Regions from separate parts of the Homo sapiens genome. Here region 2 is linked to region 1. The links are chromatin contacts, found by Hi-C or POLR2A ChIA-PET in ENCODE. All regions are on one chromosome and are shown on one strand. Each heading gives the region's core, a stretch centred on a gene start or an enhancer-like site at or near the end of the contact. The rest is flanking DNA. Distances are from core to core; before and after follow the strand shown.

The links. A loop is a pair of places that touch in the nucleus more often than their neighbours do. ChIA-PET counts read pairs that join two places held with the same protein, here RNA polymerase II (POLR2A). Pooled maps may share reads with other maps.
Region 2: a loop to region 1 is called in a map of ascending aorta, with 5 times the contacts of the local background. The contact joins two enhancer-like sites. A Hi-C loop is called at or near these places in 7 of 168 maps with a recorded cell type or tissue (PC-3, PC-9, ascending aorta and 4 more) and 9 of 50 pooled maps. POLR2A ChIA-PET finds 5 or more read pairs at or near these places in 6 of 52 experiments (GM12878, H1, MCF 10A and 3 more).

The regions. Positions count from the first base shown.
Region 1 is chr1:41,381,646-41,385,729 of GRCh38, forward strand. It overlaps FOXO6 (forkhead box O6), which reads left to right. Exons shown (of 3, transcript NM_001291281.3): 2 at 1-563; 3 at 565-1,945. The coding sequence ends at 1,036. Among named protein-coding and RNA genes, the nearest start is that of FOXO6-AS1, 8.0 kb to the left of the region's middle. RefSeq lists a silencer at 592-641. Within about 2 kb of position 1,251, at least 26 of the 41 ENCODE cell types and tissues checked have a DNase peak (open chromatin) inside an H3K27ac peak, as active enhancers do; they include PC-9, ascending aorta and tibial artery, where a contact is called at or near this core.
Region 2 is chr1:41,417,114-41,421,197 of GRCh38, forward strand. No RefSeq gene overlaps it. Among named protein-coding and RNA genes, the nearest start is that of FOXO6-AS1, 43 kb to the left of the region's middle. RefSeq lists a silencer at 1,844-2,138 and an enhancer at 1,844-2,138. Within about 2 kb of position 1,883, at least 16 of the 41 ENCODE cell types and tissues checked have a DNase peak (open chromatin) inside an H3K27ac peak, as active enhancers do; they include PC-9, ascending aorta and tibial artery, where a contact is called at or near this core.

The sequences.
Region 1 (4,084 bases), core at 1-2,500:
ACCCGTTTCATCCGCGTGCAGAACGAGGGCACCGGCAAGAGTTCGTGGTGGATGCTGAACCCCGAGGGCGGAAAGACAGGGAAGACCCCGCGGCGCAGGGCCGTGTCCATGGACAACGGGGCCAAGTTCCTGCGCATCAAGGGCAAGGCGAGCAAGAAGAAGCAGCTGCAGGCGCCCGAGCGAAGCCCGGACGACAGCTCCCCGAGTGCGCCCGCCCCGGGGCCGGTGCCTGCCGCAGCCAAGTGGGCCGCCAGCCCCGCCTCGCACGCCAGCGACGACTACGAGGCTTGGGCCGACTTCCGCGGCGGCGGGAGACCCCTGCTCGGGGAGGCGGCCGAGCTGGAGGACGACGAGGCCCTGGAGGCCCTGGCGCCATCATCGCCGCTCATGTACCCAAGCCCCGCCAGCGCGCTGTCGCCGGCGCTGGGCTCGCGCTGTCCGGGTGAGCTGCCCCGCCTGGCCGAGCTGGGAGGCCCGCTGGGCCTGCACGGCGGCGGCGGCGCGGGGCTGCCCGAGGGCCTGCTGGACGGCGCGCAGGACGCGTACGGGCCGCGGGCCCGCGCCCAGGCCCGGCCCGGTGCTGGGTGCGCCGGGGGAGCTGGCGCTGGCGGGCGCAGCCGCCGCCTACCCCGGCAAAGGGGCGGCCCCGTACGCGCCGCCCGCGCCCTCGCGCAGTGCCTTAGCCCACCCCATCAGCCTTATGACGCTGCCCGGCGAGGCGGGCGCCGCGGGCCTGGCACCGCCGGGCCACGCCGCCGCCTTCGGGGGCCCGCCCGGCGGCCTCCTGCTGGACGCTCTGCCGGGGCCCTACGCTGCCGCCGCCGCCGGGCCGCTGGGCGCCGCGCCCGACCGCTTCCCGGCCGACCTGGACCTCGACATGTTCAGCGGGAGCCTCGAGTGCGACGTGGAGTCCATCATCCTCAACGACTTCATGGACAGCGACGAAATGGACTTCAACTTCGATTCGGCCCTGCCTCCGCCGCCGCCGGGCCTGGCCGGGGCCCCGCCCCCCAACCAGAGCTGGGTGCCGGGCTGAGGGCCGCCTCCCGCCTCCGGGCGCCCCGTCCCGTCCCCAGGGGGCCTCTGTCTTCCCATCCTGATTCCCGGGTCCCTGCCCCCGACTCTAGCTCCCCAGGAGGCGGCCCCAGCCCAGCTAGGGACCCCTCTCGGAGGCCGGCCGCCGGGGAAGGGGAGGGAGGGGCCGGGGCACCCCACTGCTCCTGCCCACACTCCTGAGATCCACCCCCTTCTCCTGGGCAGGAAGCCTGGGAGAGGAGGCTGAATTCCAGGCTGGCTGGGAGTAGGGAGGAGCGGGGTGGGCCGCCTGGTGTGGACGGTGGTCGGGGAAGCCAACTAGGAGATGGGCCAGGGAGCGTTTACAAATCTTCAGTTTCATTTGCGGAGGCCTAGCCGTGACCCCGCGCCCACCCCAAACACGGATCTGATTCCCACTTGACACACTTTCCCACTGGTCTTAGTCTCACCCACCCGAAGCCAGCAACCCTCTGCGGAAAACTCACACCTACCTATATCCATCCACCCTGAGCAGCCCTCCACCCCCAAATCGCCCTCCGACGACCGCCACCCCCACAGTTCAGTCTCCCCCTCCCATCCCTGCCGGCCCTCGCTTCTCCCCTCCCCCGTCGGAGTCAGTCCCTCTCTTCAACCGCCCCCACCCCCTAGTACTGGTCTCAGCTTCTGCAGCGGGCCTCAGCCCCGTCCACCCCCAACCCCGACGCCCCTTTCTCCGCGCCAGTTCTGGCCCTTCTCCCATATTTATAAGTGTCCGGCCGGGACGGGCGGTGGGCGCGGCGTCCCCGGCGCGTATCGTAGGCAGTGTACCGTGGCCGTGCCGTCAGAGTGTGCGTGTGCGTGTGTGCCGTGTCGAGGCTGTGTAGAGTGCATTGTACAGCATATTTTCATGAATAAAATTGTTTTAAATATTTCCCGCGCCTTGGGCTAGAGGAAGGGGAGTGGTGGCGGAGGATAATTGACAGGGAACTTGGGGCAGGGGGAGGGTTCATGTGCCTGAGTCACTATTGTGGCTTTTTGTCTGGGTACTCGTCAGCCTTTGCTAAACTAATGCTCCTCTGCCCGGCACATATTGGTTAAGCGCCTACTGAGTCCCCCGTGCTGAAGATGTGCTTCGTCGAGCTCTGCACCTGTTTCTGTGAACATGTGCATGCACGAAGTTTTGGCCCAGGAAAATGCGTCCTAAATAAGCCTCAGAGATTGGGAGAGGATGCACAAATATTTACTGAGAACCTTTAGTGCCAGGCTCTGTGTTGGGCACGATTTTTGTTCCCATTGTACAGATGAGAAAACAAGGTCAGAGAGAGAAAATGACTTGGGAAGGAGGGTAGAGATGGTGAAAAGAGATCCCTTTGAGGTGCACAGACTGCTGTTGGAATCCATTTTCTACAGTTTGCCAGCTGTGTGACCTCGGGCAAATTTTCAGCCTCTGAAGCCTTGTCTTCCTGGACTACACCATGGAATAGTAGCATCCATCTCATGAACTTCTGTCAGGCATGAGGAAAGGTATGGAAAGTGTTCAGCGCAGGTCCTGCACTCGTTCATTCCAGGAAGATTCGGTGAGCACCTGTTAAGTTCTTATACCAAGCATTGGGGCTGCCCTAGAGCCACACGGACACAGTCTCTACTCTTAAGGAACTTAGAGGCTCCTGGGGAGAACAGGCCAGCAAATAGGCGATTATAGATCAAAGCTGTGCTGATCGGAGGAGGAGCTGGGGGCTGTCGTGGGAATGAATGATGGGGCAGCACTCATCTTGGACTTGAGTCAGGGAAGGTGCCTGGACTGGTGCTGCCTCAGCTAAGCTTGGTAGGAGGAACTGGCATTGGGAAGGGGATTTAGATGAAATGGCATGTTCAAAGGCCCAGAGTCAAGAGGTGTGTGGATTCCAGAACCAAAAGCAGTTGAGTGTGGCTAAAGTTCAGAGAGGGACAGATTACTGATGGCAGGGAGGCTAATGGGCCAGAGGGTTCAACAGTGGAAGAGGGACAGTGTGGCCCAGCCAGAGGTGCTGATGTGGCTCAAACCAAGTTATGGGGGAGGACAGTGGGGCTGCAAGGGAAAGGATGAATTCACATCTACTTTGGATATGGAGTCATTGGGGACTTGGTTGTGGATTGGACCTGGGGGATGAAGGACAGGGAAGCATCAATTGATGCTTGGTTTTTGTTTGGGTATCTGGGGAGACAGGGCCATTCCTTGAGATGGGGCACACCAAAGCAGGAGGAGCCCTAGGGAAATTGATGTGCTCATTTGAGCTATAGTTCATGAGAATCTTTGGGATTTGGAGCAGAGGGAGGGATGTTCAGGAGCATACACACTGCGTGAAATGACATTCTCTGGCACTGGGCAACATAGTGGCCCTGAGGTGTCCACTTGCATAGTGGGGTCAGAGCCCAGAAGGTGTCTGGGCTGGAAAGGGAGGTCAAGAATCAGGAACACAGAAGGTGTCACTGAGGGGTTGGAAATGGCTTGGGAGGGGGAGGATTGCAGAGTTGGAAGAGCAGGAAGTCCAAGTCTGCTTTGATGAACATCTTGGCACAGGAGGGACCCACTGGCTGAGAGGAGAAGAGAAGGAAAACCAGGACCCCAGGGGATTGGGGACGGTGTCCTAGAAAGGAATACCCAATGTTCTTGCCTTCTGGAGCCTCACTTTCTCGGTCTGAAAGATGGGGCAGTAGCACCTGTTTCACACATTTGTTTTGAGGAGTAAATAAGATAGGAATTATTGTGTGAGGTCACACTATTGGCAAGGGCCAGAGCCCCTGAGTGTGTACCTCCAACACCCAGGCTCTCGTGCAGCCCCCACTGCCTCTGATGAGGTGGCTGAGAGCAGAGGAGCAGAGGAACTCAGAGCCAGTAGAATCCGCACAGATTCTGGGCTCTGAGTTGGGGCTGAGACCCAACCTGGTATGGCGGGTGTCCCTGCCAAGTGGGGAGCACATAGAGGCTGATGGCCCCTCCCCTGGGACAGATGCCCCAGCCCCACCCTACAGCCAGCCTCTGAGACAGCCCAGCTGGGTGTGGGCTCCATATGGGCTGCAGAACTGCCCC
Region 2 (4,084 bases), core at 633-3,132, 36 kb after region 1:
GCTGTGGTGGTGGAAGCCCTTCTGGAGGATGGAGGCTCATCCTTGTCCTTCTGGCCGGCAGGCTTTGGCTGGCACTGCCCTCCTCCCTCAGGAGTGGTCTTCCTGGGGTGAGTCAGGGAGGCCTTGGCGCACTTGGCTGCATCATGGTGCCCTCTGGTGGCATGCGGCAGAAACTGCTGCCACATTTTGCTCTGCCCTCTGGTCCTGGGCGGGTGTGGACTCCAGGGCTTGCTGAGTGACCCTGGGCCCTGGGAATGCCAGTAGGAGCTAAACTCTACTGTGCACTAGGTGAGTGCCAGGCTTCTCTGCACCACAACTGCTTCTGTGCACTCTCCTATTTCGTCTTCACCCTGCCCCACTATTATCCCCATCTTACAGATGGGAAAGTTGAGACCCAGGGTTTTAACCCAGGCAGTTGGCTCCACAGCCAGCACTCTTGACACCACACTTGGAATTCTGCCTCTAAAATGACTCCAGCAGATGCTACAATCCCACTATCAGTGAAGACCCATTCTTTGGGGCTATTTATTTGTCTAACAAATATGTATTTACACTTGCTATTTTCAGAGCCAAAGGAGCTCACAGAATGCACTTAGCCTGATTGTGTCACTTTACAGATGGTGAAACTGAGACCCAGAGAGGGGGAGTGACTGTCCCATGGTCACATGTGTGAGTATGAGGGTGTATGGTAGGACTAATGGATGGCAGTGCGATTGTCAAGCCCAGCATGTGTGAGGCAGTGTGGGACGGGCATAGGAGACAAAACACGATGAGTGCAGTGTTCTGGGGTGAGGGAGGCCACAGTGGGTAGGAGCTAGGGGCCACCCCACCCTAAGTGGGAAGCACCGCTGGAGGAAATGCATGGGGCAAGGGTGGGTGTGAGCTTGGATATGGGCGTGGCTGGGGTCAGTGTCTGAGCTGTGTGAGGGAGAAAGCGGAAGGGAAATGTCTAGGAGCCAGTGGGAGCCACTGGAGGGGGCCACAGTTTCCCAGCACCTGCCTGGTGCCAGGCAATGCAAGGAGTAGGACAGCCTGTCCTCATGGAGCCTGCATTCCAGGGGCTGAAAGCACAGATCACTCCAGAAACAGGCCTCTCACATCCCATCCATGGTGATGGACTCAGAACAGTGTGGGAGGCAAGGCAAGGGGTCTTGATGGGAGCTCCCTGGGGTGAGTGAAACGGTCTAGAGCTTAGCCTGGGGGGTAGTGACCCGGAGGGTTCAGAGGTAGAAATACATCGAGCTGTTCACTTCAAAATAGTGCCCCTTACTGTATGCAAATCTTACCTCAATTAAAAAAGAAGAAAACAAAAAAACCTAGCCTTCTGCTTTGGGTGGGAGGGAAAGTGGGAGTGGCCAGTAATTGTGGCCTGGGTGGAGAGGACCTAGACAGAGAGGTGCTGGCAGAGAATTCTACGGAAAGTTTGCTGGTGGGAGTGAAAGCTGGAACTCGGCTCTAGGTTTCTGAGGAGCCCCAGGGGATGAAGCTGCAAAGATGTGGGGAGGCTCAGGGATCCTGGGGCATCCCATCTCTGGAAGAGCCTCCCCTCTGCAGAAGTGGCAAGAAGCCCTCCGAGAGTGTGGGTCTGGGATGCTTTTTGTCAAATCTGCAGGTGCCTGGGTCCGCAGTCTACTCCTCTGCTGGGGGTGGAGGGGATCCCCTAGATCTACATTTTCACACATTCCCAGGGTAATTTTGACACTGTCAGCTGCACACCAGTATTAGGAAATCACAGCCTGAGGTTCCTTCCAAGCCCTGGCTTCTGTGAATCCAGATTCTGAGATTTCCTGCACTGGAAAGTCATTTTAGCTAGGCCAGCACTGCCACCGCTGGCCATGGCGAGGCTGAGTCCCAGGGAGGGGAAGTGACGTGCCCATGGACTCACAGCCAGCTTGCATCCAGAGCTGTAACCGGAACCCTGCCTAGGCTGCCAGGCCAGGCTCCCAGCCCCGGCCCGGTCAACTTTGTCATGCCCAAGGAATTCCCAGCTGTCAGAGATGGGCGGGGACCGTAGGCAATGGCAGGGAGCCTGGCAGCTGTAGGTGGGCCCCACCCACCCTCCAGGTGCCCCAGGTCTCCCGGGTTGGTTGGGGGCCATCTCAGGCTGTTGGCTGCTCGGGGCTCAGGCCCACCTCCTGCCTCTGTGGCCCCAAATAGAGCTCCTGGGGGCACTTGGCCACCAGGGGAGGAGAGCAGAACCCTGACTCTGTTCCTAGCAGGGGGAGGACCTGTTGAGTCCTGTCATGTGGGAGTGCCACCCCAAACTCCTGCCTGCAGAACCTCATTGGGATGCTGGTGGCACAGGCTGAGCCGGCAAGGTCACTGGAGAACAGAGCGAGGGTGAGGGCGTCCACCGCCAGCCTGGCACTGCCCCCACTGGCGCCTGTTGGGTCTGAACCTCTGCCTAAGGCAGTTGCTTGCACCTGGCCTCACCTCTGCCAGGGCGTCCTCTGCCAATGACAGCCCTCCCTTCTGTTTTCTCTCCTCCTTCCCTTCTCTACCCCTCCCTCTTCCTTTTCTTGCCTACAGGATTGGGGCCCCATCTACTCCTCTTCCATCCTGAGCCCTTTGGAGACAAGCCGACCTGGTTTGAGCCCCAGCTCCTGCTCCTTCTGCTGCTTAGCTCTGTGACCTTTGGCAAGTTGCTAAACCTCTCTGAGTCTCAGTTTACTTATCTGCAGAATGGGGGGTAATAGATCCTATCTCATGAAGGGCTCGTGAGGATCTTTAAACTGTCTAACCTTGGTTGGGCACTTACTCTGTGCCAGGCACTGTGTGTGTGTTTTACCTGAGTTATCATCCTCATTTTATAGACAGGCAAAATGAGGCTCAGAGAGAGGGGGCAGGCTTGTTCCTGGTTGCTCAGCTGTACGTGCAGAGTTGGGCTTTCTGGATCTAAGATCTATGTTCTTCCCTAGGCAGGTTGGCACTGAGGGAGCAGGCAGGGCCATGGGCAGAGCTGTGACCTCACCACATAGGGAGGTGCTGGGCCTGGGTCACATGCGTAGAGAGATTACGATCCTGGGTGTTGTGAGTCAGGTATCGTCTCCATCTGTAGAATGAGGAAAGTTGTAACCATCCCTAGGTGCGATACCTGAGACTGGATCCAGCTTCCTGCAGTCTCCCTTGTCCAAAGCAGGGACTCTTGAGTTCCGTCAGTAGAAGGGGAGCATGACTCTGTCTTATGGAGACAGTCATACATAGCAAATGTTGACTGTAACCACTATCACAAGTCCTGAGATCTTTGCCTGAGGGATGAAAATGGGGGCGCACAGAATTTTAAGTCCTCACTTAAGGACTTGAACTTACCCCTCCTGAGTAGTACATAGTAGCCCCATCTCCAGAGGAAGAAACTGCTGCTCAGAGTGAGGCCCAGCTTTGTCCCAATCACACAGCCCAGTGGTGGGCAAGGTCCTGCCCCCTCCCAGCAGGCCTCAGAGGGAAGGCCAGGCTGGCTCTCTCCCCATCAGCGGCCGCCTTCATTAGCATTCCGAGGTGCACTGCCCAAGTTGCCATTATGTGGTTGGGTAGATTCACATCTGTAGGTTCTAATTCACCCTAATTGACCCTGCAGGGAATCTTCCAAACTCCTGGGTTTTTACAGCTTCTTGGAGTTTTATTTTGGCTTTTGAAAAATAGTGCATTCATGCCAAACACACAGGGCTATAAATCGATGCTGCTCTGATTGATAAAGTATAAAAAGGCCAGCATGCTGCGTGGCCAGGCCCTGGGTTGTCTGTGTATGTGTACATGCATGCATGTATGTATATGTTTGTATATATGTGTGGGTATATATGTGTGTGTCATAGCAACACATAGAAGCTGGCCTTCATTGAGCATTTCTGCGTTGAGCTCTGTGCTAAGCACTTCACAGGCATTAAATACAATCGCCCAGGGTCCAGCTGCTACTAATTGTCTGATCCAGAGCCCAGCTTGGCCAGGAATAAGAAGGTCAGGGCAGAGTCAGTGAGCTCATTTTGGTTGTGGCAAGTCTGAGGTTCTTCTGGGATATTCAGGGGAGGGAGCCTGGTAAGCTCTGAGGCTTACCTGCTATTTCACTTCAAGCAAATCGGTTACCCTCTTT